Regions from separate parts of the Homo sapiens genome. Here all the other regions are linked to region 1. Evidence: read pairs that join two places in POLR2A ChIA-PET (ENCODE). Cell type or tissue: CD4-positive, alpha-beta T cell. All regions are shown on one strand. Each heading gives the region's core, and the rest is flanking DNA. Links, peaks and the distances in the headings are about the cores only.

Region 1 (8,058 bases), core at 1,586-6,585:
CACAATCATAGCTCACTGCAGCCTCAAACTCCAGGGTTCAAGCAATCCTCCCGCTTCAGCCTCCTCGGTAGTTGGGACTCCAGGCATGAGCCACAGGCACTGGCCTGCATATTTTCAAATAGCTAGAAGAGCAGACTTTGAATGTTCCCAGCACAAAGAAATGATCAATGTTTGAGGTGATGGATATGCTAATTACCTTGATTTGATCATTACGCCTTGTATACATGTATCAAACTATCACACTGTGCCCCATAAATATGTACAATTATTGTGTGTCAATTAAAAATAGTAATAAAAGCAAAAAAGAGTAGGGCCAAGGATTTAATTTATTCATCTTCAACTCTCCAGTGTCTGGCATAGTGCCAGGTACATATTACATACTCACAAACGTTCTTTGAAATGTCAGACTCCTAACCGTATCCCACAAAGCCCCTGCTCAATAGGGCCCAGCCTGTCTCTTCAACCTCCTCAGATGCCTTTCCCTTGTCACCACGGACCAGCCACACTTCCTCAAATGTGCCACGCTCATTCCCACCTCAGGGCCTTTGCCTATGCTCTCTCCCCTTGGAACATTCCTTCCCCAGTTCTCTGAATTGGAGGCAGCTTCTTAGCTGTTGGGTGTCAGCTCAAACGCCAACCCCTCCATGTGGAAATAACCTGTATCTTGAGCTGAGTGCTGGCTACATGGCATATGCCAGTGGCTTTCAACAGTGGCGATTTCGCCTCCCAGAAGATATATGGCAATGTCTGGGGACATTTTTGATGGTCACAACTGTGTGGGGAGGAATGTTACTGACATTTAGTGGGTAGAGGCCAGGTATGCTGCTAAACATCCTATAATACACAAGACGGGGCCGAGCGCGATGGCTCACGCCTGTAATCCCAGTACTTTGGGAGGCTGAGGTGGGCAGATCACGAGGTCAGGAGTTTGAGACCAGCCTGACCAATACAGTGAAACCCTGTCTCTACTAAAGATACAAAAATCAGCCAGGTATGGTGGTGTGTGCCTGTAATCCCAGCTACTCAGGAGGCTGAGGCAGGAGAACTGCTTGAACCTAAGAGGCGGAGGTTGCAGTGAGCCGAGATCATGCCAGGGCACTCCAGCCTGGGCGATAAAGCAATACTCCATCTCAAAAAAAAAAAAAAAAAAAAAAGACAAACAAGAAAGACAGTCCCCAGGACAAATGGCCCCAATGTCTGCAGTACAGAGGTTGAGAGTCTGACATACGCAAATTGAAAAACTCACCAAGTTGTACATTAAAGATTTGTGCATGGCCAGGTGCAGTGGTTCACGCCTGTAATCCCAACACTTTGGGAGGCTGATGAGGGCGGATCACAAGGTCAGGAGTTCGAGACCAGCCTGGCCAACATAGTGAAACCCCGTCTCTACTAAAAATACAAAAGTTAGCCGGGTATGGTGGCACAAGCCTCTTGTCTCAGCTACTCGGGAGGCTGAGGCAGGAGAGTCACTTGAACCCAGGAGGCGGAGGTTACAGTGAACCGAGATCATACCATTGCACTCCAGCCTGGGCGACAGAGCAAGACTCTGTCTCAAAAAAAAAAAAAAAAAAAAAAGAAAAAAAAAAAGAAAAGATTTGTGCACTTTACTATATGTAAAGTATACATCAAATTAAAGAAAAAATGTTACTCCCTCTATGAGGCCTTTGCTCACCACCTCCTCACTCTCTACTCTATTACTAATATTACTGTGCTTACGTCCTTCACTTTCATAGCACTTTTCACAATGTGATGTTATTTTGTGGATCTTTTCTGTCACTCCCACTGGAATGTTAGCCCCATGAAGTCAGGGAGGGACCTGTGTTGGCACCACTGTATTCCCAGTGGTGTGAATAATACCTGGCCCAGAGCAGGTGTTCAGTTAAGTATCTGCTGAATGAATGAGTGAATGACAGAAACAAGGCATGAATGAATGACAATTTATGTTTTGCCACCAAGCACTGTGACTGTCCAGAGACTGGAGCCCTCTTGCTCTGACTAGTGGGCTCAGTGCCCACAGGAGAGCTGTACAGAAGCCAAACCCCACTCAGAAGGGTGGATCATGGAAGGGAGTCAGAACAAGCCTGGTGGCGGCAGGCGCTTCATAATATCAGAGGAAGCTGCAGGAGAACCATGGCTAAAGAACCCATGCACTCCAGGGCTTTGGCCGTGACTTCTCCCCTGAGCAGCTTGAGGCGCACTGCCAAGGCTAAAGTTTGCCTCTGCCACTCTCTTAGGAGAGACACCTTCATAACCCGAGTCGGGTGCCTGGCGATCATGCAGGTCTGGCCTGTGATGTGGGTTCCTGGGTTGGGGTGGGGGTTCTTGTGTCTCCTCCTTGTTCCACCTGTCATCCCAGGCTGCCTGTCCCTGGTGTCTGAATCTTGCCTTCCCTACTGGCCTGAGAGGTTCCCTTAGAATGGAGAGCCTGCCTCCATCTTTGCACCGTGGCTCACGCTTGATGACTGGTGCTTGGTTGGCATTCAGGAAATCACTGGTGGTGATGATGATGATGATGACAGTGACGATGGTGATGATGACGAAACAATCATGAAGGAGCTGAGATGGTTGGAGCTGTTTAAATGTTAGAGAAAAGAGACATCTTGTCAGACCTGGGTGGAGAAATTAGTTCAGTTTAGAAAAGTGAACCCAGTGCAGAAGTGGTGACTGGGATAATCTGGCCTCTGCTTAGCCCAGTCCATCCCCTCATCTGTTATCCCCAACCAAAGCTCACTTTCCCTCGTGGACCATTTTCTCATGAACTCCTGTCCGAGCCATTTTGCTGTACCCTGCAGAACCCTGGTTTGGTCTGAAACAAATCCTTCCCCAACGTCCTCTGCCTTCTCACAGAGCTCCCAGCCTGTCTGGACTGAATATGATCCCTGTCTTCTATTCCCTACCTTCTCTCTCACTGCCCTGCCTTCTGCAGTGGAAGCCTTTAGTCTCCTACATTGTCTCCAGGTTGGAAAGGAATGCACTAGCAATAGTCCAGGCCAAGGCCATTGCTCTTCCTGACTCATGTACAAACTTCTTTCCACCCCTCCTCATCAGTCCCATACACTGATCAGCCCAGACTCTCTAAGGATTTCAACACCTGTTTTTAGTCTTCCTGCCTGATTCCTGCCATCAGGTAATTCCAACAAGCATGGCTCATTCAACATCATAGCACAGCAGTTTTCAAGTGTTAGGGAGCCTAGGAACCACTCAGGGAGCTTGTAAAAATACGGAATTCTGGTCCGTCCCCCAGAGATTCAAACTTAGTAGGTTTGGCTGGGGCCCAAGAGTGTGCATTTCGCATAGGTGGTTCTGAACTCTGCCTTGACCTCAGTTCCTGACTTCAATTCCAATGCCTTCGACATAATTCAGCAGCTTGCTCACATGGCCACACCCTAGATTCACCTGGAACTTCTCTGCCTCTGAGAACCTAAATTCCAATGTCCTTTTCCCTGATCCCCTCCCATCCCCAGTACACATGGACCTCCAGTTCCAGCTCCTCAGGCAGTTTGTTTTCTTCCAGCCCTTCAGCCCCTCTTGCACCTATATTTGAACTTAGGCTCAATCCCTTGAACTACTTACCACCTGTTAGCTTCCTGATCCCCTGACCCCCTTGACCTCCAGCCTTAACCTACCAACCTTCAGACCTACCTGAACCAACCTGACAGTCTCCTACCTCACGGGCAGGGCTGAAGAAAACTGCTGTGTCATATGACTCAGGGCTGCGATGGTTCAGGCCATCCCAAGTCCCTGATACCAGTGCTTGGCAGTTCCGTTTTGCTGAGGCCCCATCTCATCTGCAGTTGTTATTCCAAACCTCAAGCCCCAACGTCATTTCCTTTACTTTCAACAAATATCCTTCTTAGAGAAAACAATTTCTGTGACTACCTACCCCTCTACATATTTTGCAATTTTCCTCAGCCTAAGAGCAAATTCCAGCATCTCCCTGCCTTAAAAACTTCCTGGCCGGGCACAGTGGCTCACGCCTGTAATCCCAGCACTTTGGGAGGCCAAGGCAGGCGGATTGCCTGAGCTCAGGAGTTCGAAACCAGCCTGGGCAACAAGGTGAAACCCTGTCTCTACTAAAAATACAAAAAATTAGCTGGATATGGTGGCGGGTGCCTGTAATCCCAGCTACTTGGGAAGCTGAGGCAGGATAATCACTTGAACCTGGGAGGTGGAGGTTGCAGTGAGCTGAGATCGTGCCACTGCACTCCAGCCTGGGTGACAGAGTGAGACTCTGTCTCAAAAAAAAAAAAAAAAAAAGAAAGAAAGAAAAAAATCTTCCCTTGACCTTGTGCCATTTTCTAGACTCCATTCTGCCTTTATCTCAACACAATCTAGTTTCCTGAAAGGCTGTCTCCAAAGGTGTGGTAGATGGCATTTCAGTTTCCAGTTATTCATCTCTCACTGTAAACATACCGTTCACCCTGTGACTGTGCATCACTTCAATGGAGGCGAGGTATATTTTCCCACGCCACTGATGTTGCTGGTCTAAGGGAGATGAAAGGCACATGGAGCCACCTGGATCCCACTCACAGCTTGGAAGTCAACCCAGCCCAGCAGAGCCCAAGCTAGATCAGCTAAAGCTCAGCCTGCCCACAGATGCATGAGCAAGATACATGCTTATGATTGTAGGCTTCTGAGTTTTGAACTGGCTTCTTATGCAGCATTACTGCAATAATAGTTAACAGTGACAGAGGGAAACAGAATATTAATGATGCTGGAAAGACATGATGGATGAGTGACTAGCTATTTACAAAAGAGCAATTTAGACTCGTGCCTCACAGAATCCACCAAAATAAATTCTACCCGAATTAAAGGGTTAAGGATATAAAATTAAACCACAGAAAATTAGAAGAAAATGAAAGACATGTTCAATCTGGATAGCAGAGGATTTTCTAAAGCTAAAAATAACAAATGCGTCATTCTAATTTTCCTTAATAGGCGTATGTTATTCTTAAAGGCATTTATTATTCCTATTATTCCTTAAAGGCATACATTATTCAGAAAAAAGCAACAGAAGATCTAACAAGGGAAATAATTACTGTTTTAGTTACTTTAAAATTTAAATCCTTGGCCGGGCGCCATGGCTCATGCCTGGAATCCCAGCACTTTGGGAGGCCGAGGCGGGTGGAGGCCGAGGTGGGTGGATGACGAGGTCAAAGAGATTGAGACCATCCTGGCCAACATGGTGAAACCCCGTCTCTACTAAAAATACAAAAATTAGCTGGGCGTGGTGGCGCGTGCCTGTAGTCCCAGCTACTTGGGAGGCTGGGGCAGGAGAATAGCTTGAACCTGGGAGGCAGAGGTCACAGTGAGCTGAGATCACGCCACTGCACTCCAGCCTGGTGACACAGCAAGACTGTCTCAAAAAAGAAAGAAAGAAGAAAGAAAGAAAGAAAGAAAGAAAGGAAGGAAGGAAGGAAGGAAGGAAGGAGAGAGAGAGAGAGAAAGAAAGGAAGGAAGGAAGGAAGAAAGAAAGAAAGAAAGAAAAAGAAAGAAAGAAAGAAAGAAAGAAAAAGAAAGAAAGAAAGAAAACCTCAGGCGGGCATAGTGGCTCATGCCTGGCATCCCAGCACTTCGGGAGACTGAAGCAGGTGGATCACTTGAGGCCAGGAGTTCAAGGCCAGCCTGTCCAAAGTGGTGAAACCAAGTCTCTGCTAAAAATACAAAAATTAGCAGGGCATGGTGGCAGGCGTCTGTAATCCTAGCTACTTGGGCACTGAGGCACAAGAAATCGCTTGAACCCAGGAGGTGGAGGTTCCAGTAAGCCGAGATCGCCCCATTGCACTCCAGCCTGGGCGACAGAGTGAGACTCTCTCAAAAAGAAAAAAAAAAACGAACTTAAATATACTTGATCTTAGCCAAAAGGCCAAGGAGTGATTACAGACCTTAAATAAATGTGAAAACACAATGACCTCAATTAATAAATTAATAAATGGCTAATAAATATGAAAAAATGTGAAAACTCAAAAGAATCAAGAAAATCCAAGTATAGCCAGGCATGGTGGCTAACTTGCACCCAAAGTACAAGTAATCCCAGCACTTTGGGAGGCCAAGGTGGGAGGATCGCTTGAGCCCAGGAGTTCCAGACCAGCCTGGGCAACAGAGGGAGACCTCATCTCTACAAAAAATTTAAAAAATCAGCCAGGCTTGGTGGTACACGCCTGTGCTTCCAGCTGCTCAGGAGGCTGAGGTAGGAGGATCTCTTGGGCCTGGGAGGTAAAGGCTGCAGTAAACTGTGATCATGTCACTGCACTCCAGCCTGGGAGACAGAGACTCTGTCTCAAAAAAAAAAAAAAAAAAAAAGCCAGGGCGCGGTGGCTCACGCCTGTAATCCCAGCAATTTGGGAGGCAGAGGCAGGCAGATCACCTGAGGCTGGGAGTTTGAGACCAGCCTGACCAACATGGAGAAACCCTGTCTCTACTAAAAATACAAAAAATTAGCCGGGTGTGGTGGCACATGCCTGTAATCCCAGCAACTCAGGAGGCTGAGGTAGAAGAATCGCTTGAACCTGGGAGGCGGAGGTTGTGGTGAGCTGAGATTGCGCCACTGCACTCCAGCCTCAAGAGCGAAACTCCAGCAACAAGAGTGAAACTCCGTCTCAAAAAAAAAAAAAAAAAAAAAGAAATAAAGAAAATGCAGTTAAACAACGAGATTTGATTTTCACTTAACCAAAATGCCAATATTAAAAACAAGAATAAAATCCTGAAGTTCTAAGAATATGGGAAGTTGAGTATTCATACATGGTTTGTAGGGACATCAAATTTGTATAATTTTCTGGAAAGCAATTACCAATATGCATCAAGGCCTTAAAAATGTTCATATCTGTTTACTTAGTAATTCTGTTTTAGGGATCAGCCCAAAAGATAAACTCTGAAATATATTAAAAATTTGAAGGCCCAGGGTTACTGGTAATGATGAAACTCTACAAACAACCTAGAGATCTTGCAACAAAAGTTAGGTTCTGTGGAACTCAGTGTTCCTTTTAAATGGTATTTAAATTAGAAATCAATGCAGTACGTGATCCTGAATTGGATCCTGGACTAGAAAAAAAGACACTGGGGAACAACTGTCAACATCAATAAAGACTATAGGTAGGTTATTAGAATTGTATCAAGGCTGGGCTCAGTGGCTCATGCCTGTACTCCCAGTACTTTGGGAGGCTGAGGCAGGTGGATCACCTGAGGTCAGGAGTTCCAGACCAGCCTGACCAATATGGTGAAACCAGATCTCTACTAAAAATACAAAAATTAGCCGGGCATGATGGTGTACACCTGTAGTCCCAGCTACTCAGGAGGCTGAGACAGGAGGATTGCTTGAACCTGGGAGATGGAGGCTGCAGTGAGCCAAGATCACGCCACTGCACTCCAGCCTGCAACCTGGGCGACAGAGTGAGACTGTCTCCAAAAAAAAAAAAATTGTATAAAGATTAATTTCCTGGTAGTTAAATAATATGTGAACATTTTTATCAAGGTTAATTTCCTGGTAGTTAATATTTGGGGAAGCTAGGGCCAGGTATGAGATCTCCTTATACATTTTCACAAATATTTTGTAAATCTGTAATTACCTAAAAAAAAAAAAGTTAAAAAAATAGAACACATACGAAGAGAATAATGCTCATACATTGATAGAGGGTTTTTTTGTTTGTTTTTTTTAAGGTGGAGTCTCACTCTGTCACCCGGGCTGGAGTGCAGTGGTAAGTTCTAGGCTCACTACAACTTCTGCTTCCCGGGTTCAAGAGATTCTTGTGCCTCAGCCTCCCAAGTAGCTGGGACTACAGGTGCACACCCCCACACCCAACTAATTTTTGTAATTTTAGTAGGGATGGGATTTCACCATGTTGGCAAGGCTGGTCTCGAACTTCTGAGCTCAGGGGATCCACCTACCTTGGCCTCCCAGAGTGCTGGGATTACAGGCATGAGCCATCCCTCCCGGCCCAGGTTTTCTTTTTTTTTTTTTTTTAAACAACATGGGTGTGGCAGATCCTGTTGGTCAATATCCATTCTTCACCCCTCCCTTTTTTCCTTGTTAACCCCTATTTTGCCCACTCTCCTCTGAAT
Region 2 (8,058 bases), core at 1,810-6,809, 310 kb before region 1:
CCATCCTGGGGCTACTACCTGGAAGGCATACTGTGCTACTGTGGCCACGACATCTTTGAACAGGATGCGGGAGGTCAGGGTGTGTCCGTGGTAAACGACAGGTTCCCCGCTAGGTCCATCCCATACATCCACCTCCACGCAGCGGCACCCCCGCTTCAGGGCCCTGAAAGAACCCCATCCCCACCGAGAAATAGGAGAGGTCAATATCTGATCTTCTACCTAGGGACTCTCCCCACTCTGGAGAGAACAGTGCTCACCAGCACTTACCCATCCAGACCCCTTCAAGCTACATCTGCATAGAGCCTTCTCCATCCATGGGGACACTGCTGCAAGCTCACGCTGATCTCTACCCATACTTCAGCCCACCCGACTCACAGTCCTTCCATAGCAATCCATCACACATTGCCTCATGATGCATCTGGTGTTCTGGTTTTACTTATTTATTTATATTTACTTTTATTTTTTTGAGACAGGGTCTAAATCTGTCACCCAGGCTAGAGTGCAGTGGTGTGAACATGGCTCACTGCAGCCTTGACCTCTCAGGCTTAAGCGATCCTCCCACCTCAGCCTCCCGAGTAGCTGGTACTAAAAGCACACATCACCATGCCTGGCTAATTTTTGCATTTTTTGTGGAGACGGGCTCTCACTATGTTGCCCAGCCTGGTCTCGAACTCTTGGGCTCAAGCGATCTCCCTGCCTCGGCCTCCCAAAGTGCTGGAATTACAGGCATAAGCCATTGTGTCCAGTGGTGTTCTGGCTTTATATCCCTATACAACATCCTGGTTATTCAAACTGTCAGTAAATTTACACCTTAATTCCTCAGCTAGACTTCCTAAGGTGGAAACTATATGTTCCACTCATCTTTGTATCCCTTGAAGCTACTAGTTCAGTTGCTGGTAATAGAAAGATATCTTGACTATTCAATCTAATCCATGATTAGTCACAATAAAATCAGAACTGCTTATTAGCTATTGACATATGAATTATCTCTTCACAACAACCCAGACAGAATAGGCACTGTTACCATCCCTGTTTCACAGATGGGGAGACTGAGGTATAGAAGTTAAATACTTAGCCCCAGAGTACCAAGTGAAGGAGCTAGGATATAATTTCAGATGGTCTGACTCCAGAACCTATATTTTTAACTCCTATTCTCTATTGCCTTCCATTTAACAATCTGTTTATTAATTTGTTAAATATAAATCTGTCAGGGCCTCTGAGTTCCAGGAGAGTTTCATAGCTTGTGAAAGAGAAGTTCCATTGACCCATAGGGTTTCATTACCATTCTCCCACCAGTCTTCAATATCTCCTCCAAGTGTCTCTGGTATCCAGGGCTCCTCAGCCCCTAAACCCCCACAACACTGTCCCAATCTGTTAGACACTGACAGCTCCCCTCACTTTTCTACATGGTCCCTCTCATGAGTTGGACCCCTTCTCTACCACCACTGCACCGTATATATCCCTCGACGCTGCTCTGGCCACAAAGCTGGTCCCCCACTAGGTAGGTGTTATGAGAAGAGCAGATGAAGTAGTGGTTCAGGGGTTGAGTCATATCCTGATAGATGGGGAGGCAGGCTGGGTTGAAGATGTCTCCATCCTTAGAGCAGAGGTAGCTGAGGAAGCCATCCATACTCAGCACATGCCGCAGTTTGCCTGGAGTGTGGACAGGGGAACACTAGGTGAGAAGCTCTGAATGGGAGCATCCCAGCACACCTACAGTCCATCCTTCCTCCCACTCCATCCAGAGCCCTGCCTTTCAGATGGCACCCATTCCCAGCCTTTAGATCCCAAACTTGCCCCACCTAGTGTGTATCATTTCAATCATTCCCACCCTCAAAGAATGTTAAAAGGAATCATTAAGATCATTCAAGGCTGGGCGCGGTGCCTCACGCCTGTAATCCCAGTACTTTGGGAGGCTGAGACGGGCAGATCACGAGGTCAGGAGATCGAGACCACCCTGTCTAACACGGTGAAACCCCATCTCTACTAAAAATACAAAAAATTAGCCGGGCACGGTGGTGGGCGCCTGTAGTCCCAGCTACTCGGGAGGCTGAGGCAGGAGAATGGCGTGAACCCGGGAGGCAGAGCTTGCAGTGAGCCCAGATCGCGCCACTGCACTCCAGCCTGGGGGACAGAGTGAGACTCCGTCTCAAAAAAAAAAGTTCATTTGAGTCCAGTGCTATCCAATAGAACTTCCTATGATGAGATAAATGTCTTTTTTTTTTTAACTTTTTTTTGGTCTTTTTTTATGCTATAGTACTAAAGAGAAAAACGTTTTATTCTGCAGTGTCATATATAGTAGCCTCTAGCCACATGTGGCTACTGAGCACTTGAAATGTGGCTTGTGTAACTGAAGAACTAAGTTTTAAATTTTATTAGATTTTAGTTAATTTAATTTAATTTATTTATTTATTTATTTTTGAGACAGAGTCTCACTCCGTCTCCCAGGCTGGAGTGCAGTGGCAGGATCTCTGCTCACTGCAAGCTCCGCCTCCTGGTTTCACGCCATTCTCCTGCCTCAGGCTCCCGAGTAGCTGGGACTACAGGCGCCCCCCACTACACCCGGCTCTTTTTTTTTTTCTTTGTATTTTTAGTAGAGACAGGGTTTCACCGTGTTAGCCAGGATGGTCTCCATCTCCTGACCTCGTGATCCGCCTGCCTTGGCCTCCCAAAGTGCAGGGATTACAGGCGTGAGCCACCGTGCCCGACCTAGTTAATTTAATTTTAAATAGCCAAATGGAGCTCACAGTTACTATAATGGACAACATCCAAAGGGCTAATTTTATAGATGAGGAAACTGAGGCCCAGAGAGAATCAAAGTCAAAGGCTTAGTGACATGGCCAAGTTACCTGTATTTTCTTCCTTGGGCTGTGTACCTGTGACTAACTATGGCCTGAGGGTTTCTTCTTACTGTCCATGTTCCCATATGATGTTTTGAGGATCATTTGTCAACATCTCCTTAGACTACACTCCCATTGAGAAAAGGGCCCTGTTAGTCCTTCCATAGCTCCCTCCAATCTCAGTATGGGCTTTATACAACAACAACAACAATGACTAACAGTTATCAAGCACTCACTCTATGCCCAGGGCATTCCACGCAGCATCTCACTCATGTTCTCAGTAACGTGATGAAGTAGATGTAATATAATCTGCCATGAGAGGTTAGGTAACTTGCTCCAGGTCTCATAATCAGTAACTGTAGAAGCTGGGATTTGAACCCAGGCCGCCAGGTGTCAGAGCCATGCCCTGCACCACTGGGCTGTGCAGTCTCACTGAGAATAATGTTGCTACAAGGAGGCTCGCCTGGAAGGTGGAACAACATGACTCTCATGGCCAGCTTCCTTGCTCCAGGTTTCACAAGGCCTGGAGATTGTGAAGAAGGACAGGAAGTTGGGCAGGAAGTTTCCTTTTTTTTTTTTTTTTGGGAGACAGAGTCTCACTCTGTCACCCAGGCTGGATACAGTGGCACAATCACAACTCACTGCAGCCTTGCCCTCCAGGCTCAAGCAATCCTCTCACCTCAGCCTCTCAAGTAGCTGGGACTACAGGAATGTGCCACCAAGCCTGGTTATTTTTTTTATTTTTTTATTTTTAGAGATGGGGTCTCACTGTGTTGCCCAGGCTGGTCTTGAACTCCTGAACTCAAGCAGTCCTCCTGCCTCACCCTCCCATATTATAGGCATGAGCTACCATACCTGGTGGAAGTTTCATTCTTTTTGTTTGTTTGTTGGTTGGTTGGTTTGTTTTTGAGATGGAGTCTCGCTCTGTCACCCAGATTGGAGTGCTGTGGTTCGATTTCCACTCACTGCAACCTCCGCCTCCCGGGTTCAATCGATTCTCCTGCCTCAGGCACCCAAGTAGCTCAAATTACAGGTGCCCGCCACCATACCCAGCTAATTTTTATATTTTTAGTAGAGAAGGGGTTTCACCATGTTGGCCAGGCTGGTCTCGAACTCCTGAACTTAAGTGATCCGCCTGCCTTGGCCTCCCAAAGTGCTGGGATTACAGGCATGAGCCATTGTGCCCGGCCAGAAAGTTTCATTCTTGACAGTAATAAATCACTCAGGTAAATTTGCAGTTGCCAGATACTTTTCATGTGCATTATTTCATTTTATCAATTATTTTACAAATGAGGAAACTGAGTTAGTTAGGTTAAGTGACTTGCTCACAGTTATCAGTTAATAAGAAACACAGTGGAGACCTGAGCCCAGGTTTTTTGACTGATACTACTCTCTGTAGCCAGATAAAGTATCTGATTGTCAAGTTCAAGGGAAGGAAACACCAAGAGGGGTCGGGGTCGAAACAAATGTAACTGATGTTTACTGGATTCTGCACAGGTAACAAAAGATCCTATTTCTTTTTTCTTTCTTTTTTTTTTGTTTGAAACAGAGTCTTGGACTGATGTTTACTGGATCCTGCACAGGTAACAAAAGATCCTATTTCTCTTTTCTTTCTTGCTTTTTTTTTTTGAAACAGAGTCTTGGACTGATGTTTACTGGATTCTGCACAGGTAACAAAAGATCCTATTTCTTTTTTCTTTCTTTCTTTCTTTTTTTTTTTTTTTTTTGAAACAGAGTCTTGGTCTGTCGCCCAGGCTGGAGTGCAGTGGTGCAATCTCAGCTCACTGCTGCAACCTCTGCCTCCCAGGTTCAAGCAATTCTCCTGTCTCAGCCTCCCGAGTAACTGGGATTACAGGCTCCTGCCACCATACCCGGCTAATTTTTTGTGTTTTTAGTGGAGATGGGGTTTCACCACGTAGGCCAGGCTGTTCTCAAACTCCTGACCTCAGGTGATCCTCCTGCCTCGGCCTCCCAAAGTGCTGGGATTCCAAGCATGAGCCACAGCGCCCGGCCTAGAGATTCTATCTCTTAAACTTTTAACTCTCTTCGATTTCATTTTCTGAAATGATTGCTTTACAACCTCCATTCTTTTTTTTCTTTTCTTTTCTTTTTTTTTTTTTTTGAGACAGAGTCTCACCATGTCACCCAGGCTGGAGTGCAGTGGTGTGATCTCGGCTTACTACAGCCTCCACCTCCCGAGTTCAAGCGATTCTTATGCCTCAGCCTCCTTAAGTAGCTGGAATTACAAGCGTGCACCACCATGCCTGGCTAATTTTTATATTTTTAGTAGAGACAGAGTTTTACCATGTTGGCCAGGTTGGTCTCGAACTCCTGGCCTCAGGTTATCTGCCCGGTCTCCCAAAGTGCTGGGATTACAGGCGTGAGCCACTGCACTCAGCCTACAACCTCTACTCTATTCTGAACACCCAAACAAATCTGAAATAACAGATTGTAATGTTTTCTGTTTGACTCTAAGTTTCATGAGGGCAGTGTCCTTGTCTGATCTAGGCACTAATGTATGTCTGGTGCCTAGCATAGGTCCTGACACATTATAGGAACTCAATAAGCATTCATTGAAGTAGTGAATAAATGAATGAATGAAAGGGAGTAAGAGTTTAGACCCAGAATACCTTGATCACTTGTCCAGCTCTCATTCATCCCATCTCTTATCCTCATTCTCAAGAGAGGCACCAACTAAGAGTCAGATGACCTGGGTTTGAATCTCAGTTCCTCTCTCATTAGCTGTTGACTTTGAGCAAGTCATTGAATCTTTCTAAACCTCAGTTTTCCTCTTTTATACAACTGACTTAATAACAGGACCCATTTCAACAGGTCATTGTATTAGAAAAGGTACGTAGATGCCAGGCACAGTGGCTCATGCCTGTAATCCCAGCACTTTGGGAGGTTGAGGCGGGTGGATCACCTGAGGTCGGGAGTTCGAGACCAGCCTGACCAACATGGTGAAACCCCATCCTCTACTAAAAATACAAAATTAGCCGGGCGTGGTGGCGCATGCCTGTAATCCCAGCTACTCGGGAGGCTAAGGCAGGAGAATTGCTTGAACCCGGGAGGCAGAGGTTGTGGTGGGCCGAGATCGTGCCATTGCACTCCAGTCTGGGCAATAAGAGCAAAACTCTGTCTCAAAAAAACAAAAAAATAGAAAAAGGAAAAGGTACATAGAGATATTAGAGCATTATGGGATATGTAGTAAAGGGCCAATAAAGATTACTGTTGATTTGCAAAGTTGTACTGAGGACTAAATGAAATGAGGAACGTGAAAGTTCCTTGTAAAGTATTTATTATTAATGTAAATTTCTCACACTCCGAAGGGAATGGAGGGCAGGAAATGAGTCTACTGAAGAGGCAAGAGGAAGAAACTTTGAAGAACAAGAGCGTATATTTCAGCTGCACTCCTTAAAAGCTAAATAACTGGCCTCCTTATTCCCCCAGCCAGGGGCTAACTGGCTTTCTGGTTCAGGGGCTTAGAGACTCAAGAGAGCCACTTGAATTGAAGACAACTCAGGAAAGGGCAGCGAGCCAGCATTTAAAGGAATAGCAAACAGGAACCATGGAAGAAGAACCAGAGGAAAAGGAATCATTTGCACTAGAGAAGAGGCCAAAGAAAGAGGATCAAGGGTTTTCCGTTTCCAGCGAGGGCAAAGCTGGTATCAGAAAGAACTTCCTGAAAGTAAAGGAAACATGAGCATAATGGAGGAATGAGGAGCCATGGAATCTTCTTCCTCCTGAGAGGTCTAGCACCTCAGAGGAAACCCCTGTCTTGTCTGAACAGGAAATGCCTGCCCTCCTTTGGGAGGAGTGGTTAAATGAGATGATTGGGCAGGGGTCAGGATAGGGATAGACTCAACCTTCTCTCAGGCAGATGGCTGCTTGTCTCTGGACCTTGTAATCATGTCCCTCTCTCCAACCCCTATGTCTGGTGCCTCTCCACCTGATTTCTCTTACCACTGTCTGAAGGTTCATAGCGGTCAATGAGTTCCAGAGCAAGCTCAGAGGTGCAGTCTCTCTCCTTCTGCTCCTCTTGGAGGAAATCCAAAAATTCCAGCAGAGTCAGCTTCTGCCCATCAGCTGAAAAACTTTCAAACAGTTCCTGCACCTCAGCACGTTTAGTCAATGCCTTATAGAACTGTACGAATTCTTCTCCTTCCAGGGTTCCAGACTGGGACGTGTCTGCTGCCTGCAAGAGAGGTTTAGGGGAGAGTGAATGAAACTTTTAATGGGAAATGTTATCTTTTTAATTAAAAAAATTTTTTTTTAAATTTTTCTGGGTACATAGTAGGTGTATATATTTATACAGTAAATTAGATGTTTTGATATAGGCATGCAATGTGAAATAAGCACATCATGGAGAATGGGAAATGTTATGACCTTGACTTGCACTGTAAAAGCAATTTTACAGACAGATAGATCCAAACATGCTTCCATAAAACTCCCACGGAACTCCTAAACATTTAGTGTTCATAGAATAAATCACTTCAGTAAGAAGCAAAATTTTAGCCATACCATTTGCTACTAGAGAAAATTTTCAACTAGAAAGAATTAAATCTCCCAAAGGCCCCTAAAATGTCAGAAGATCCCTCCTCCTATTTACTCACATTCCAGCTGGGGTTTTCCATTGTTCTAGGCACCTGTGAAATTCTGGCCATGGACAGAGAGGTCCTTGAGGTCCAACATAATAACATATTGTTATTTACCTTTCATAGAATCATGACTTTTCTTTTTCTTTTTTTTTTTTTTTTTTTTTGAGACAGAGTCTCGCTCTGTCACCCAGGCTGGAGTGCAGTGGCATGATCTCGGCTCACTGCAAGCACTGCCTCCCGGGTTCACACCATTCTCCTGCCTCAGCCTACCTAGTAGCTGGGACTACAGGCACCCGCAACCACACCCGGCTAATTTTTTGTAGTTTTAGTAGAGACGGGGGTTTCACTGTGTTAACCAGGATGGACCCGATCTCCTGACTTCGTGATCCACCTGCCTCAGCCTCCCAGAGTGCTGGGATTACAGGCATGAGCCACTGCGCCCGGCCGAATTATGACTTTTCAACAAGACTGAAAGGCAAGAATCATCCCCTATACTTCCCATTGAGCCTAGGGCATTGAGCCTAGCACTTAGGGCACATAGCAGAGATTTAACAATTGAGTGTTGTGGACTGGGGTCAGAGGACTTCTGGCCAAATGAAAATGTGGCCTGGTTGGCCGCT
Region 3 (8,058 bases), core at 1,810-6,809, 580 kb before region 1:
ATGTGCCACTATGTCTGGCTAATTTTTTGTATTTTTAGTAGAGATGGGGTTTCGCCATGTTGGCCAGGATGGTCTTGAACTCCTGGCCTCAAGTTATCCGCCTGCCTCGGCCTCCCAAAGTGCTGAGATTACAGGTGTGAACCACTGAGCCCAGCCCCAAGATGACTTTTTAAAGTCACATGTCTGGCACCTCATCTGAATTGGCTGGAACTGAAGGGGCCTGCCCAGGCATTACTCTCTCTATACAGCCTTCCCATGTGGCTTGTTTCGGGTTCCTCATAGCATGGTAGTCTCTGGGTAGACAGACCTCATACACGGTGATTGGCTTGCCCCAGAGTGAACATTCCGAGCGACTGAGGCAAAAACTGCAAAGCTTCCTATTCCCTCTCTTCAGCAGTCATGCAGCTTCGCTTCCACAGCACACTCAGTGAAAAGGAAGCATGGACTGGCCCTTTCAAGGGGAGGGGACAATACACAGGTGTGAAGCATGATTCAAGGCGGACCACCTTTGGGGCCCAGCTATTACAGGGGCTGAGGCAGGAAAGGACTGCTCAGGGAACTGCACACAGTCATGCTTCAGTGGAACATGGTGTGGAAGTGAGAAAAAACTGGAGATGATCGTTTGTGGCATATGGTGGAGGGCTTCAATGCTCAGGAACCTGCATATGGATACACACTGGAGTCTTTAGCTGCCCAGCATCTGAGCCCCCTTCATATGTTGGTGGAGCCTCCCTAATGTGAGTCTTAGTGAGAAGTCAGATACTTGCTCACCTGGCCCCTAGCAGGAAGATCACAGCCAAATCAATGCTCCCAGTCAGGACTCTAAATCTTCAACAAGTGACCCAAGGAGGAAGAGGACTGTTTATAATTCATCCCAGAGGTGGCAGCAGCAAGTGCTCAGGGTGGTGGTAGCCATGTGGGAAGCAGCCCCCAAGCCCCTTAATCAGGCTGCACTTGGGACAGGATTTAGCTAAAGTTCTAGCTGCCTAGCTTCTCTTGGCTCCTGCTTGCTTCCTGAGCCTGATTCTTGAGGCTTCCTGTCAATTCTTTGAGTTCCCTGATGTCATCCCAGTAAATTCCTCTTCTACTAAGTGAACCAGAGTCTGTTTCTGTTGTTTGCAATTAAGAACCCAAATTGGTACAAAGATCCATTGAGAGCTTTAGTCAGAGGAAATGACATGATCAGAGCACTTCGTGGGAGAGAAAAACAGAACAATAGGATAGGGATGGATTGAAGAGGAAGAAAGAGGAATGACAGAGGCTAGTTGGAAGGTCGTTGTGATGTTTGAGGTGTGTGGTGAACTAGGATATTGACCATGTGAATGAAGTGGAAGAATAAGCAGATCTTGGCCACTGATTGAATATAGAAAGGAGAAGAGAAGGTGAGAGTCCAAGTTTACACCAGTTTTGAGGTTCAGTGACTAAGAAAATGATGATGTGACAAAGAGAAACAAGCAAGTTAAGGAGAACTGGTTTGGAGGGGAAAGTCATTCATTCACTTATTCAACAAATATTAAATGCCTGGTCTATGCCAAGCACTGTGCTAGGCATTGAGAAAAGAACAGTAAACAAAACAAAGTCTCAGCCCTTAGCAAATACATACATAAGATAATGAATCTGCATTAATAAAGCTTGAGCCGGGCATGGTGGCTCACGCCTGTAATCCCAGCACTTTGGGAGGCTGAGGTAGGTGGATCACTTGGGGTCAGAAGTTCAAGACCAGCCTGGCCAACATAGTGAAACCCCATCTCTACTAAAAATACAAAAAATGAGCTGGGCGTGGTGGCAGGCCACCTGTAATCCCAGCCACTCAGGAGGCTGATGCAGGAGAATTGCTTGAACCTGGGAGGCAGAGGAGTCAGAGGTTGCTGTGAGCTGAGATGGCGCCATTGCACTCCAGCCTGGGTGACAGAGCAGGACTCTGTCTCAAAAATAAAATAAAATAAAATAAAGCTTGAGTGGGTGGTATCACAGGCATACATTAAAACATGTCTAGCTGGCAGCTGGAACTTCAAGAAAGATCACAGGAGACCAGGTGTGGTGGCTCACACCTGTAATCCCAGCACTTTGGGAGGCCAAGATGGGTGGATCACCTGAGGTCAGGAATTCAAGACCTGCCTGGCCAACATGGCGAAACCCTGTCTCTACTAAAATACAAAAATTAGCCCGGCATGGTGGTGCACACCTGTAATACCAGCTACTCAGGAGGCTAAGGCAGGAGAATTGCTTGAACCCAGGAGGCAGAGGTTGCAGTAAGCTGAAATCACACCACTGCATTCCAGCTTGGGTGACAGAGCGAGACTCTGTCTCAAAAGAAAAAAAAAGAAAGATCATAGGAAGGAAGTTTGGGCCTGAAGACAGAAGTTAGTAGTGATTTCTGTAGACATTTATTTATTTATTCATTCATTCACTTATATTTATTGAGTTCCTACTATGTACTTAATACCATTCTTGGCATTAGAAATACAGCAAAAAACAACAGAGTCTCAGTTCTCGTAGAGTTTCCATTATAGAGTGTGGAAGCAGAGCATAAAGAAATACACAAATATGGTCAAATATGTGATCTATACTATGAAGAAAAATAAAGCAAGGTAAAGGTAAGAGGAAGTTTGCTATGTTATACAGGATGTTCTGCCAAGGCTCCTCTTTTCTATGTTTATTTTGTGTGGGTTTTTTTTTCTTTTTTGAGACAGGGTCTTGCCCTGTCAATCAGGCTGGAGTACAGTGGCTTGATCATAGCTCAATGTAGACTTGAACTCCTGGGATCAAGTGATCCTCCCGCCTCAGTCTTTCAAAGCACTGGGATTCCAGGCATGAGGCACCATACAAGGCCCCTCTCATAAGGAGATATTTCAGTGAGGTCCTGAATGAAGGAAGACAACATTCATGCGGTTATCTGGAGGAAACCGATTTCAGGCAGAGGGAGGAGGTGCAAAGGCCCTGAGGCAAGACAGTGTTTGGATTGCTCAAGGAATTTGCAGGAGGCCAGTGTGGCTAAAGTAAAGTGGATGAGAGAGAGTTGGAGGAGAAAATGAGGTGAAAGAGGTAGCAGGGAGCCAATCCTATCACGCCTTGTAAGTCATGGTGACCTGTAAGTCTCAGCTCACTGCAACCTCCCCCTCCCGGGTTCAAGAGATTCTCCTGCCTCAGCCTCCCGAGTAGCTGGGACTACAGGTGCACATCACCACGCCCGGCTAATTTGTACTTAGTACTTTGGCTCTTGTCCTGTGTAAGATAGAAAGACTTTAGAGACTTTTGAGCAGAGGAGGCACATCACATGACTGACACTTTAGAAGGATCACTTGGGCTGCTGGGTATAGAATAGACTGGGGTTGTGTAATGGCAGAATCAAGGGGAGCAACTAGGAGACAGTTGTAGTCAATTAAGCCAAGAGATGATGATAGCGTGGACCATGAAGGAATGATGGAGGAAGTGACATGTGATCAGACTTTAAATAGAAACTGATGGGGAACTAACACGATCTGCCAATGGGTTTGATGACTCTAGGATTTTTTTTAACGGGGATAGCTGGAAAAGCATTTGCCATTTACTGAATAGAGAGGATTAAGAAGTACATCTAAAGCTCCAAGAATGGCCAGGCGCAGTGGCTCACGTCTGTAATCCCAGCGCTTTGGGAGGCCAAGGCAAGTGGATCACTAGAGCTCAGGAGTTCAAGACCAGCCTGGGCAGCATAGTGAAACACCCGTCTCTATAAAAAATACAAAAATTAGCCAGGGGTGATGGTGCACACCTGTAGTCTCAGCTACTTGGGGGACTAAGGCAGGAGAATTTCTTGAACCCAGGAAGTCAAGGGTGCAGTGAGCTGTGTTTGCAATAAATGCACTCCAGGCTGGGCAAAAAGTGAGACCCTGTCTTAAAATAAATAAATAAATAAATAAAGCTCCAAGAATAGTGAAACTGTTTCCAGCCTTCCTGCCTGCCTGCTGGTCTTTCTTTTTGAATAATTTCACTCAAAAGCCATAACATAGAGCCAAGCAAGACAAGGCACCCATGCAGGGGCAGAGGGGACATTGGGCTGGCATAGGTTATGAGAGCCCAAGATGGAACAAGACAGTGTCTGCAAGAGGAGTGGAGGGAGCAGCAGCAGTGACAATGAACCAGTTACTTACAAAGGATTAATCCAATAAGAAGAAAGAGAGAAGTTACAAAAATCGAAAAGGAGAAAACAAAAATAAGCCCTGTGGTGTTTGATTGGAATCAAAGGTGAACTCATTGTTTTTTACATGGAAAGATCAATAGATAGATGATAGATAGATAGATAGATAGATAGATAGATAGATAGATAGATAGATAGATGGATAGATACATAGATACATAGTAGACATAAATGTGTGTATAATAATACATATATTTCCTAGGACTGTCCACTGAGAGGTCTGGAAACAATGACACTCCAGGAACAATGACACTCCAGAAACAATGACACTCCAGGAACAATGACACTCCAGAAACAATGACACTCCAGGAACAATGAGCACATCTAGCACCCAGATCTTGGCTTCTACACATCATTCTCTATTAAAAGAAAGAAGCATCCCTTGGAGCAATGGCTGATTCCAGAGCTGTGGCAGAGAAATTACAAGATAAGCCTGGAACATCTTGCTGTGACAGAAAGTAAGCAAGTGCTCAAAGAATTATGGCAATAGAAACCAGCTTGGCAACTGGACAAAATCTGGGAAATTGAGCATCAAAATAAATAATGAGGTAATGAGGAAAACACTCAACATCTGTAATATTGCTGTCAAAGTTGCATAACCTACATCTAATCATGAGGAAACAACACATAAGCCAAAATTAAGGGCCATTCTACAATAGCACTGTACTATGCTTCTAAATTGTCCTGGTCATGAAAGCAAAGGAAAGGCTTAGGAATCATCTCAGACAGAAGGAGACTGGAAAGACGTGGCAACTAAATGCAATGAATAATCCTAGACTGGATCCTTTGGTTATAAAGGACAGCATTGGGCCAATTGATGAAAGTCCAGTAAGGTCTGGGGGTTATATTGAACTAATGTATCAATGTTCATTTCCTGATTGTGAGCATTGTGTTAGATTATGAAGGAGGATGTCCTCATTTGTAGGAAATATATATTAAAATATTAGGGAGTCACCGGGCTCGGTGGCTCACGCTTGTAATCCCAGCACTTTGGGAGGCCGAAGTGGGTGGATCACGAGGTCAGGAGATCGAGACCATCCTGGCTAACACGGTGAAACCCCGTCTCTACTAAAAACATTAAAAAAAATTAGCTGGGCGTGGTGGCGGGTGCCTGTAGTCCCGGCTACTCAGGAGGTTGAGGCAGGAGAATGGCGTGAACCCGGGAGGTGGAGCTTGCAGTGAGCCGAGATCGCACCACTGCACTCTAGCCTGGGAGACAGAGAGAGACTCCGTCTCAAATAAAATAAAATAAAATAAAAATAATAAAATAAAATAAAATAATATAAAATAAAATAAAATATTAGGGAGTAATGAGGCATCATGGAGGCAACTTACTCATAAGTGGTTCAGGAAAGGGGGAAATTCTTTGTATATCATTGTAACTTTTCTATACCGTTGAAATTATTTCAAAAGAAAAAGACAAGGAAGGAGTGAATGAAATCCCTGAGGCAGTGGAGAATGAGAGGAGGTTGAGGCAGTGCAATATCAACCACTGACACCAAAGGGTTCCATATGTGTAAGGAGAGGGCAGCTAATAATGTGTAATATTGCAAAAAGACAGAAGAGAATTTTTAAAAAGGTATTAAACTATTTACAAATTTTCTACATTATTAATCATGGCAGCATCTTCATACATGTGCAATGCAATGGAAAATAAACCCATTATTCATTCACAGACAATACTGAATGTGCATATGGATTTGGCTTCCGCATGGAAGCAATTAACAACTTCTTGACTTCCCTGGGCCCTGGGATTCAGAGATTGGAAACCTGTTCTCACTACAAACCATTACAGTTTTAAAAAGAAAATCACAATGACATAATTATATTAGCTCTTGTCAGGAGGCCAGGTCCCCCAATTCCTAGTTTTAAACGGGATCTTTTAAAAAATTTAGTGTATTCTGGCCAGGGGCAGTGGCTCAGTCTCTGTAACCCCAACACTTTGGGAATTGGAGGCGGGAGGATAACTTGAGCCCAGGAGTTCAGAGACCAGCTTAAAATACAAAGCGAGACTCCGCCTCTAAAAGAAAAAAAAAGACGGTCGTGGTGGCATGCGCCTGTAGTCCTGTAGTCCCAACTACTCGGGAGGCTGAGGTGGGAGAATCGCTTGAGCTCTGGATGTCGAGGCTGCAGCAAGCCTTGATTGCACCACTGCACTCCAGCCTGGGCGGCAGGGCGAGACCCTGTCCCAAACAAAATTACATAAATTGAGTTAAATAAAATTTAGTGCAATCTAATGATATAATTTGATGCTCACATTTTGGGAGAAAATAATCTGTATATAGAATTATTAATGTGCCCAAGTAACACACGTTCCTTATAGACAAATGGAAAATGCAGATAGAGAACAAATTTTAAGCCACCTATACACCCACCATCCAAAAATAATTTGTTAGCATTTTGATGTCTATTTGAGACTTCTAAAATGCAAATCGCATGTATAATTTTTTGCCGTTAAAGAGGGACCCTGCCTTGTGCTATTTTGTGTCTTGCATCTTCTCCTCCACCCCCCATCCATTTAGAGCAAACACGGTCTCAGGAACTAAATATATTTCAAACGCCTCATTTTTAAGGACGCGGCGAGGAATTCCATTGAGCAAATGGGCGGTGACTTATGTAATCATGTTCCTATTTAAGGACTTTTACGTTGGGCGCGGAGAGATAGTGCCGCAGAACCTGCGGGACGAAGCTGAGACAACTGGAAAAATGGGAGGTTGGTGGACAGCTAGCTAGGTCGCTGAGCTGGGTTTTAAGCACACAGGGACGGAGGAAAGAGGGCCAGCAAGGCCGCGGCCGGCGGAAAGCAATGGGCCCGTGAAGTCGGATTTGGGCGCCGTGCGAGGCAGAGGGCGGGTGGTTCCCAAGTCAAAGGGCAGCGGATGAGTTGAACCCGAGACCCACCCAATTAACTGGGGCTACGCGCCCCAAGGCCCGAAAGCTGATGCGCCGCCGCCTCTCACCAACAGAGGGCGCTGTGTCCTCAGCAGTTCGCGGTGGGCGGCTCCCAGCTGCTGGCCAGATGTAGACAGCTGGACCGCGGGAGGCGCGAAGCCCTACCCGAGCCCCTGCAGACCCGCAGGCGGAGGAGGGATGGGCGAAGAAGGGACGGCAGGGGGCAAGGGTGGTGGCAGAGCACTCCACTGTCGCTGCTCTGCAGACTCCCGGATTGCCTTCCCCTGTAGGGCAGAAGAGGGGCGCCTCCCACCCAGGCGGGACGTTTTCTGATACCCACCAAAGTGCAGTCTGGGCTGCCCGCGGCCCTAGGCTGCCTCAGCATGACCGAGAGGGGTCCACAGGGCGGGGCGCAGGGCCAGGAGAGACCCACGCGGCAGTCTGCAGCCGGAAAGAGAGCTGGACTTTAAGGCCTTGAACTTGTGGAGAATCCAGCCCTTAACTCCAGATGTTCTAACATCCACACATACACACAGACCGTTTCTGAGCTCTTTCTGCTCTGGGTGCGGTGTGCAGTGGAGGAGTGAGAAACTGAGGCACAGCAGGATGGAGTACTGAGCAGACCCCTTCTCCCCATATTGTTTGGGGCGGAGAAGCTGCGCTAGAATCAGAAGCTCCAGTGAAGGACCCCGGGGCCAGGGACAACCCCAGGGACCCTGCCCCCTTGACCTGCCCGCTGTCCCCACCCCTGGCCGCTCCCCAGGCTCCGGTAGGGGTAATCAGCTGCTGCGTGCTGCTGCAATTGGCGGCGCAGACCCGGCCTGGCGGAGGACGGGCGGGCGGCGCAGGGGCGGGCGAGGGGCTTAATTGCAGGGCTTTGGCCAGCAGTCTGGGCTGCAACTCCACTGGGGGGAAGGGAGCGGGCCCCTTAGCTCTTCAGGCCCGGCTTTGGAGGAAGCCAAAGGCCTTTGGGTAGGTAGCCGGGGATC

The links. ChIA-PET counts read pairs that join two places held together with the same protein. Peaks named below come from ENCODE experiments on the same cell type or tissue, not always from the same donor. Only the 100,000 strongest peaks of a DNase experiment are listed, where the experiment ranks them.
Region 2: POLR2A ChIA-PET joins it to region 1 with 5 read pairs; 3 of 35 experiments call an interaction of 5 or more read pairs at or near these places.
Region 3: POLR2A ChIA-PET joins it to region 1 with 5 read pairs; 3 of 35 experiments call an interaction of 5 or more read pairs at or near these places.

What each region holds. Positions count from the first base shown.
Region 1 is chr2:218,312,468-218,320,525 of GRCh38, reverse strand. All of the region lies in intron 2 of PNKD (PNKD metallo-beta-lactamase domain containing), which reads right to left. The region is part of intron 1 of LOC105373881 (a long non-coding RNA gene); the gene reads left to right. LOC105373880 (a long non-coding RNA gene) reads right to left here and starts at 3,776. Exons shown (of 2, transcript XR_923909.3): 1 at 3,643-3,776; 2 at 309-2,571. In CD4-positive, alpha-beta T cell, for the core only: no CTCF peak of the experiment used is centred there; DNase peaks (open chromatin) are centred at 2,495, 3,765 and 4,415; H3K4me3 peaks cover 626 bases; H3K27ac peaks cover 1,812 bases.
Region 2 is chr2:218,621,624-218,629,681 of GRCh38, reverse strand. It overlaps PLCD4 (phospholipase C delta 4), which reads right to left. Exons shown (of 16, transcript NM_032726.4): 6 at 6,804-7,035; 7 at 1,452-1,653; 8 at 19-163. It also overlaps the pseudogene TRQ-CTG16-1. Among named protein-coding and RNA genes, the nearest start is that of PLCD4, 18 kb to the right of the region's middle. In CD4-positive, alpha-beta T cell, for the core only: no CTCF peak of the experiment used is centred there; no DNase peak of the experiment used is centred there.
Region 3 is chr2:218,897,493-218,905,550 of GRCh38, reverse strand. It overlaps LINC01494 (long intergenic non-protein coding RNA 1494), which reads left to right. Exons shown (of 5, transcript NR_110238.1): 5 at 4,380-4,737. Among named protein-coding and RNA genes, the nearest start is that of WNT10A, 21 kb to the right of the region's middle. RefSeq lists a silencer at 7,809-7,928. In CD4-positive, alpha-beta T cell, for the core only: no CTCF peak of the experiment used is centred there; no DNase peak of the experiment used is centred there; H3K27me3 peaks cover 1,042 bases.